3 separate regions of the Homo sapiens genome follow, and regions 1 and 2 are each linked to region 3. A link is a contact called in ENCODE Hi-C or POLR2A ChIA-PET data. All regions are on one chromosome and are shown on one strand. The core of a region is the stretch at or near the end of the contact, and the rest is flanking DNA. Distances in the headings are between cores, read along the strand shown. Region 1 overlaps TNFRSF1B (TNF receptor superfamily member 1B). Region 2 overlaps TNFRSF1B (TNF receptor superfamily member 1B). Region 3 has its middle 6.6 kb from the start of RNU5E-1.

What was found. Hi-C counts contacts between places; a loop is a spot of excess contacts on that map. ChIA-PET counts read pairs that join two places held with the same protein, here RNA polymerase II (POLR2A). Pooled maps may share reads with other maps.
Region 1: a map of CD4-positive, alpha-beta T cell shows a loop between it and region 3 (4-fold over the local background). The contact joins two enhancer-like sites. A Hi-C loop is called at or near these places in 4 of 168 maps with a recorded cell type or tissue (CD4-positive, alpha-beta T cell, CD8-positive, alpha-beta T cell and naive thymus-derived CD4-positive, alpha-beta T cell), 6 of 37 single-sample maps with no recorded cell type and 13 of 50 pooled maps. POLR2A ChIA-PET finds 5 or more read pairs at or near these places in 19 of 52 experiments (AG04450, CD4-positive, alpha-beta T cell, CD4-positive, alpha-beta memory T cell and 13 more).
Region 2: a map with no recorded cell type shows a loop between it and region 3 (2.1-fold over the local background). The contact joins two enhancer-like sites. A Hi-C loop is called at or near these places in 2 of 168 maps with a recorded cell type or tissue (MCF 10A and mammary epithelial cell), 3 of 37 single-sample maps with no recorded cell type and 7 of 50 pooled maps. POLR2A ChIA-PET finds 5 or more read pairs at or near these places in 13 of 52 experiments (A673, AG04450, CD4-positive, alpha-beta T cell and 9 more).

What each region holds. Positions count from the first base shown.
Region 1 is chr1:12,179,181-12,181,880 of GRCh38, reverse strand. All of the region lies in intron 1 of TNFRSF1B (TNF receptor superfamily member 1B), which reads right to left. LOC124903844 (a long non-coding RNA gene) reads right to left here. Exons shown (of 2, transcript XR_007065466.1): 2 at 1,572-1,928. Among named protein-coding and RNA genes, the nearest start is that of MIR4632, 11 kb to the left of the region's middle. RefSeq lists an enhancer at 2,014-2,700. Within about 2 kb of position 1,405, at least 24 of the 41 ENCODE cell types and tissues checked have a DNase peak (open chromatin) inside an H3K27ac peak, as active enhancers do.
Region 2 is chr1:12,208,147-12,210,846 of GRCh38, reverse strand. TNFRSF1B (TNF receptor superfamily member 1B) reads right to left here. Exons shown (of 10, transcript NM_001066.3): 10 at 1,627-2,700. Among named protein-coding and RNA genes, the nearest start is that of MIR4632, 18 kb to the right of the region's middle. RefSeq lists a silencer at 289-368. Within about 2 kb of position 1,431, at least 8 of the 41 ENCODE cell types and tissues checked have a DNase peak (open chromatin) inside an H3K27ac peak, as active enhancers do.
Region 3 is chr1:11,900,234-11,902,933 of GRCh38, reverse strand. No RefSeq gene overlaps it. Among named protein-coding and RNA genes, the nearest start is that of RNU5E-1, 6.6 kb to the left of the region's middle. Within about 2 kb of position 1,318, at least 3 of the 41 ENCODE cell types and tissues checked have a DNase peak (open chromatin) inside an H3K27ac peak, as active enhancers do.

The sequences.
Region 1 (2,700 bases), core at 156-2,655, 280 kb before region 3:
GTGCTGGGTGGTGTGTGGCCCATCCACATGAGAGGTGGAGAAACAGCACGAGCTGGGAGGTGGGGGCTGGGATGTGGGGCAGAGTTGGGCTGGTCCTGGGCCTCTGGAGAGAGCAGAGGGTGGATTAGCAGGGGCTTCCATGCTCAGCTTCTGCCCCCATCCCCTTCCCCCCAGGGAGGGCAGCTCGAGCAGGCGACTTCTGAGAGGAAAGGGCCAGAAATGTCCCCTTTCCCAGGTGTGCTGGACACCGGCCTTGTAGAAGGGGCGCTGACTTAGGTTAGAGGGTCTATGTGCATATGGAGAGGTGCGTGGCATGCTCTGTGCACCGCCAGGAGGTCAGGGTAGTGGGTCCGGGGGATTTGGGGGTGTCATGGACTTTCTCTGAGCCTCGGCATTGTCACCTGTAAAATGGGAGTGGTACTCCTTGCCCTGTCTCCTCCAGGGGTTCTTGTGAGGAGCAAAGGCCCCTGGGGAGGTCCTCACTTGGGTTCATCATCTTCTCCCAGACTCCTGGGGGCTCCATGGGGGCGCTGCAAGGGGCCTGCAAAGGCCCTGGTCATAGACCCATGTTACAGAACATGGGAACTGGGCTCTTCCTGCCTTGGTTTTAGCCAAGAACTGGCAAGGCGAGAACACACCCCAGGGCAGCGAACTGCCCGGCTTTAGTGGGGTGTTAGATGGCCCGTGTGGGCCTTGCAAAGGAGGGGGCCTCCATCCTGCCTCCAGGGTAAGTGTGGGGAAGCTGACCTGTGACTCCTGGGGCTGGCAGTTCACCCCCAGGCTGGCACCAGGCCCGTTCCTCAGGAAGCCTTACATGGGGAGACCATGGCAGGCCCGCTGCTGTGACAGTGTGACAGAGGCTTCGGTGGGGCAAAGGAGAAGAGTGCAACAGGCCAGATGTGGTCCTCCTTGACAGGGACCTTGGGCTAACTCACAGGGACTTTGCTCAGAGGAACACTGGAAGGGTAATGTGACCCCAAAACAGAGTCTGGGTGAGTGGACAAAACCCAGGGGCCGGGGTCTGTGAGCAGCCCAGCCAGAGGACGATGCGGCTGTGAGAGCCTGCAAGAAGGTGAGCTTCTGAGAGCTGCCGAGGGCCGAGCTCCAGGAAGAAAAGACCCCGCTGGAAGAGTAAGGCTGACCCGGTCAGTCAGGTTCCACCCTCCCTGCACACCGTCCCCTCTCTTCTGACCCCACGCCCCCTCACCCTGGAGGACTCAGGAAGCACAGCTGGTGGACAGGGCTGCAGGTATAAGATTCGCTCAAGACTAGGACTCTGCTGGAGCCCTTAGCTGGTAAGGGGCAGGGCCAGGTGGCCAGGGCAGGTCTGATTCTGGAGTTTGCGTCAGCTCTTGGGGAATTGAGCAACCCCGGGTCAACTGACTTGCTGCTTGTCCTGTTCCCAGGCCAAGGCCCTGCAAGTACCCGAGGTGGGGGCCCTCAATGCCTTCTCTTATTTATAAATAGCGAGAGAGGAAGGAAAGAAGGGAGGCCTGGAGGAGAAGGAAAAAGCTGAAAGCACGGCATCTGTGGTGCCCTCTGCTCTTCCGGCCGCCATTAGCACAGCCTTCTTTGGGGATCTTCATGGCTTTATTATTATTTTTTCATTTATAGAAAGAGACCGGGTCTTGCTATGTTGTCCAGACTGGTCTTGAACTCCTGGCCTTAAGCGATCCTCCTCCCTCAGCCTCCCAAAGTGCTGGGATTACAGGCGTGAGCCGCTGTGCCCGGCCTTCATGGCTTTTCAATGTTCCGGAGATCCCTTTTAGATGCCGTACCCTTGGGAAGAGGTCATGCTCCCAGCCTTCCCCAGGGGGTCCCCCCTGGGCAGGGATCTACCCGCTGAGAACGGAAGATGATGCGGTGGGGAGGTGGCCACAGGGAGAAGCTTCAGGCTTTAGGGGTCGAGATCAAGCCTTTACACAGAGCTGGAAGAACAGAGACTGTTCAGATCCAGGAAAAGTACCTACTGTGTGCAGGCACAGTGCTGGGCACGTTCATATACCTTCTCTTTATTTTATCCTAGCACTAACGCAATGAGGTCAGGATGATCCATTTTACAGATGCAGACATTGAGGCTTGGGAGATTTCGTGCAAATTGTCCAAGGTCATGCAGCCAGTGAGCGGCACTCCAGGAGCTGATGGCAGCAACATCAGCCTCTGTGCCCTCTGACAGTTTTGTACCCTGTGATCTTGTCCTGCTCCCTCATTTTACAGACAAGGAGCCCACAGAGGGGAGTGACTCTTCTGTGAACACACTGTGAGCAGGGGCAGGTGGTTCAGTGACTCTCCCAGGCAAAAGGGTCTCCAGGGTCTTAGGGCAGGGGCCAAAGCTGTGGGGAGGGGCAGAGGTATCTGCCCAAGGACCCAGGGACCCCCACACAGAGGAAACCCTCTTCAAGCAATGCGGAAACCACGTCATTTGCATGGCGGGTCGCGGGGCCCCTAGGGCGTGGTGGGAGGCAGCAGAGGCATTTGGGTCTCAACCTTGGGGGTTCACAGGAGCCCCATGGACTGCAGGGTGCAGCTACATCAGGCCAGGTCGTCACAGCAACGCCAGGGCCAGTGACAGCGGAGGCCCGTCTGCCGTCACGGAGAGGAATGGCATCTGCGTTAGGAAGGACTGACCACATCACAGGCAGGCAACCCGGGGGTGACACATCCCACTCCCGACTCGCTGCCTGTGATGTTGCTTTAGAA
Region 2 (2,700 bases), core at 182-2,681, 310 kb before region 3:
ACCAGGAGAAAGTGCCGTGGGTGCGTACAAGGGAGAAAACGTAACCAACAGCTGCAGGTGCCACTGAGGGAGAAAGACAGGAGGAAGTAGGGGTGGGGGGAAGTGGGATGCTTGAAATTGAGATTAGCGTGCAGTTATCAGTAATGCCAGGCTCTAAGGCACTGGCATGGGCACACCCCGAAGGCCACATCCGCCTCCTGCCCATTCTTTCATGTCCTGTGCACAGCTGTTTTCACACTTCAACAGCACAGGTGAGTGGTTGTTGCAGAAACTGTAAGGCCTGCCAAGTGTAAAATATTGATTCTGGTCAGGCGCAATGGCTCACACCTGTAATCCCAGCAGTTCAGGAGGCCCAGGCCGGTGGATCACTTGAGCCCAGGAGTTCGAGACCAGCCTGGGCAACACAGGGAAACCCAAAAAATAAAAATAAAAAAATTTAAAATTTAGCTCGGCATAGTGGTCCATGCCTGTAGTCCTAGCTGCTCAAGAGGCTGCGACTGGAGGTCAGGGCTGCAGTGAGCCACGATCACATTTCAGCTTGGGTAACAGAGTGAGACCTTGTCTCAAAAAATTAAAATAAATTTGCTCCCTGGCTCTTTATGGAATAAGTGTGGGGAGCCTTGGTCAAGGGTTGAGTGACTGAGACAGGCTGGAGGACAGGACCATGGAGGAGAGGAGGGCGAGAAGCCAGGAGGCGGGGCGTTCCATCAATCACAGATCCTATAATCACCAAGAATGAAAATGGTCCCACTGAGGGAGTCACAGGAGCTGGAGTGACGATGGTGACCCAGGGGGTCAGTGGAACCAATACACAGGCCAAGGTCTCTCTCCCCTCCAAGGCTTTCTTCTAATTAATTGATTTTATTTATTTATTTTATTTGGAGACAGACTCTTACTCTGTCACCCAGGCTGGAGTGCAGTGGCCCGATCTCAGCTCACTGCAACCTCTGTTGCCTTGATTCAAGCAATTCTCGTGCCTCGGCCTCCTGACTAGCTGGGATTATAGGTGCATACCGTCATGCCCAGCTAATTTTTTGTATTTTTGGTAGAGATGGGGTTTCACCATGCTGGCCAGGCTAAGGCCTTTAAACTCAGAACTCCTTTTGCCTGACAGTTCCCTGCAATCCTTTGTTCTGGAAAACTGCTGCTCATCCCTCAGGAGGAGGTCAGAGGTCATCTCCAGAACCCTGTTCTAACCTCCTACCTGGGCCCAGGGATGTCCTCTGGGCCCCCAAAACCCTGTACTGGTCTGAGTATCCCAGGGGCAACCACTCTCCCCGAGTGGGGTCCCCAGGAGGGCAGAGCCTGGCTGCCTAGGCTGCTAGGGATCTGCAGAGACCCCATCCCGGTCCTGAGAGCAGGCCCAGGAGACCTGGAGGATGAAGGCATGAGACCAGGGCACACTTGGAACCCAGCCAGCTGTGTGGTCCCGAGCAGGAAGTTCTCTTATGGTTCACAGGCTTGAGGGGGCGGCTGTAACAGGGGTCCCTCTGTGGTCCAGTCACAACAGGGGCCAGCCAGACTCCAGGGACCGTGACGCCATCTCCCCTTACACAGGGGTGGCAGACAAGTAGGAGCATGGACAAACCCAAGCCCAGACCCCAGGCAGAGCCAGGGGTCGACGTGTAAAACAAACAGGTTTATTGATAAGCAGGAATGCCGTCCAGCATACAGTGCAAACTTTCATTGTCTTGGGATCAACACACACACACAAGGGAACCAAGGCCCCACAGAGTCTCCAAATTCATCGCTTCCCGGCTCTGCCCTGTGATGCCAAGGAAGCCTGAGGTTCTCCCAGGACTGTCCACCAGGGGGCAGGTGCGCTCCATCATGTCCTCATGTGGGTCCAATGTGGGCAGAAACCTGGCCAGTCCCAGCAGTCTGACTTTTTTTTTCTTTAAGAGACAGGGTCTCACTCTGTTGCTCAGGCTGGAGTGTAGTGGCGCGATCATAGCTCGCTGCAGCCTCAAACTCCTGGGCTCCAGTGATCCTCCCCTCAGCCTCCTGAGTACAGGTGCACGTCACTGCAGCCAGCCAGTCTGACATCTTGATTCCAGGGTGGAAAACCCTTCTTGTCTCCATGGTAATGGCTGGGCTCTCCCACCCTCCAATAGTTCAGCTGCCAAGCTCAAGTCCAGTGGAATTTATCAACAATTTATCACCCTGCCCCTGCTCTGCTAGACAATTTCATGCCTTCTCCTTTATCCCCATGCTCCTGAGACTGAGCCTTTCCAGGAGCCCCTCAACCTGCTTCCTCCCAGAATCCGGGCAAGGCTACACTGGTTTCCCCTCTGCAGGGCCCTGGCCCTGGGAGGGGGAAGGCTGACTCTAATGGGGAGGAATCCCAGCTTCAGTGGCTTCAAGGCAGGCCATTCAACTTACCGACCTTGGCTACACACACCCACGACACGCAACACAGACGCAGACACAAGACTGGCACTTGGGATCACACTGGCCATGTACCAAAGTGGCAGGGCAGCCCGTTTGGGGCCCAGGAATTGAAGGTGGGGAGTGGGGAAGAGGAACCCACCCCTCTGGGGGAGGAGGAGGGTCTAGGCTGAGGTAGGAGTAGAGAGATGGCTACGAGGACTCAGTCATCTCTAGTTCCTGAAATTCCCTGAAAGGAGATGGTGTGGCCTAGGACAGCAAGGAAGGAGGCGCGGGGCTGCAGGCACACCGGAGTGAAGGCGGAGGGTGCAA
Region 3 (2,700 bases), core at 69-2,568:
TTTTTTTTTTTTCTTTTGAGACGGAGTCTCGCTCTGTTCCCCAGGCTGTAGTGCATTGGCAAGATCTTGGCTTACTGCAACCTTCAACCCGCTGGGTTCAAGCAATTCTCCTGCCTCAGCCTCCTGAGTAGCTGGGATTACAGATGTGTGCCATCATGCCTGGGGAATTTTTGTATTTTTAGTAGAGACAGGGTTTCACCATGTTGGCCAGGCTGGTCTCAAACTCCTGACCGCAAGTGATCTGCCCGCCTCAGCCTCCCAAAGTGCTCGGTTTACAGGCATGAGCCACCATGCCTGGCCTGAAACTTCTACTTTTAAAAGTAGAGCTTCAAATCCAGCTCCATAGAGCATGGAATTGCGGAATCAGGGTACTTGAATAAAGTCTGAATCTCAGCCAAAGCCAGGGAGATTTGAAACCCAAGAGAAAATGCCAGGAAGCCCCGCTAGCTCTGATGAGGTCAGACGAGTGAAAGCTGTTCCTGCGGGTACCAAAGCTCAGAATGTTGGCAAAGCAGCATGGATTGTGGGAGGCTTGCCTTGGGTCCCATCTGTGGGTCACCAAAATGTCAACCTAAAATCATCAAAAGGGTTAGAATCTAATTTAAAGAGTGTTTATTCAAGCACAAAGTGTGAGGATGGACAATTCGGAAACACCAACTCCAAAGGAATGGTCAGCGTTCTAAAGTAGACAGAGACAGGGGAGTTTTTAGCAGGATTATAGCATTTTTCTTTTTCTTTTCTTTTCTTTTTTCTTTCTTTCTTTCTTTTTTTTTTTTTTTTTGAGACGGAGTCTCGCTCTGTCACCCAGGCTGGAGTACAGTGGTGTGATCTCGGCTCACTGCAACCTCCACCTCTCGGGTTCAAGTGATTCTCCTGCCTCAGCCTCCCAAGTAGCTGGGATTACAGGCACCCGCCACCACGCCCGGCTAATTTTTGAATTTTTAGTAGAGACGGGGTTTCACCATGTTGGTCAGGCTGGTCTCAAACTCCTGACCTCGTGATCCACCCACCTCGGCCTCCCAAAGTGCTGAGATTACAGGTGTGAAGCACTGCACCTGGCCATTCTTTTTTTTTTTTTTTTTTTGGCAGAGTCTCACTCTGTCACCCAGGTTGGAGTGCAGTGGTGTGATCTCGGCTCACTGCAACCTGCATCTCCTGAGTTCAAGAGATTCTCCTGCCTCAGCCTCTTGAGTAGCCACCACGCCCGGCTCATTTTTGTGTTTTTAGTAGAGATGGGGTTTCACCATGTTGGCCAGGCTGGTGTCGAATTCCTGACCTCAGGTGATCCTCCCGCCTCGGCCTTCCAGCACAGCTATAGGCGTGAGTCACTGTGCCCAGCCTCTTTTTTTTTTTTGAGATGGAGTTCGCTCTGTCACCCAGGCTGGAGTGCAGTGGTGTGATCATAGCTCACTGGAGCCTCAACTTCGCTGGCTCAGGTGATTCTCCCACCACAGCCTCCTGAGTAGCTGGGACTAGAGGCACTCATGCCACCATACTGGCTAATTTTTTGTATTTTTTGCAGAGACGGGGTTTTTCCATGTTGCCCAGGCTGGTCTTGAACCCCTGGGCTCAAGCCATCCGCTAGCCTCGGCCTCCTGAAGTGCTGGGATTACAGGTGTGAGCCACCATGCCGAGCCTTTAAAAAGTTACCGTAAATATATTTGACATTTTGAAATTCTGTGTGTCAAAAATAATCAAGCAAAAAGGTGAGCCTCCCACCAGAATCATACTTGCAATACACCAAAGGGTTAACAATTGTACTATATCAAAAAGCCTTACAAATTAATGAGATAAAGCTGGGTGCGGTGGCTCACGCTTGTAATCCCAGACCTTTGGGAGTCTGAAGAGGGCAGATGGCTTCAGCCCAGGAGTTCAAGACCAACCTGGGCAATGTGGTGAAACCCTGTATCTAAGAAAAAAAAAAAAAGAAAAATTAATGGGATCAATACTAAACTGCAATAGAAAATCATTGATAGTAGAGAGAAAAATTTTCCAGAAGAAATGTACATGTCTAATAAATATGTGAAAACCTGTTTGGTCTTACTAGTAATCAGAGGACTCCAAATACAAGCAACTCTGTATGTCACGTCCCATCTATTACATTAGCAAATACTTTTAAAATATAAAATTCAGAGGCAGCCATGTTACAGTGAAACAGGAACGCAGATGCCACAGGTAGAAATAGGAACTGGCCCAATCTTACTAAAATGTCACTTGATGATATGTATCAAGAGCCCTAAAAAAAGTGTTTTTTGAGACACAGTTTCTCTCTGTTGCCCAGGTGGGAGTGCAGTGGTGCGATCTTGGCTCACTGCAGCTTCTGCCTCCAAGGTTCAAGCAGTTCTCGTGCCTCCGTCTCCTGAGTAGCTGAGACTGCAGGTGTGTGCCACCATGCCTGGCTAATTTTTGTATTTTTAGTAGAGACAGGGTTTCACCATGTTGCTCAGACTGGTCTTGAACTCCTGGCCCCAAGTGATCCACCCACCTCAGCCTCCCAAAGTACTAGGATTACAGGTGTGAGCCACCGCGCCCAGCCTAACAAAAGTATTTTAACAGTTAATATATGTCAAGCCAATAATTTCACATGTGGGAATACATCCTAAGGAAACAGAAATGTACAAAAATGTGTGCAAAGAAACACACTTTTTTTTTTTTTTGAGACAGAGTCTCATTCTGTCGCTCAGGATGGAGTACAGTAGT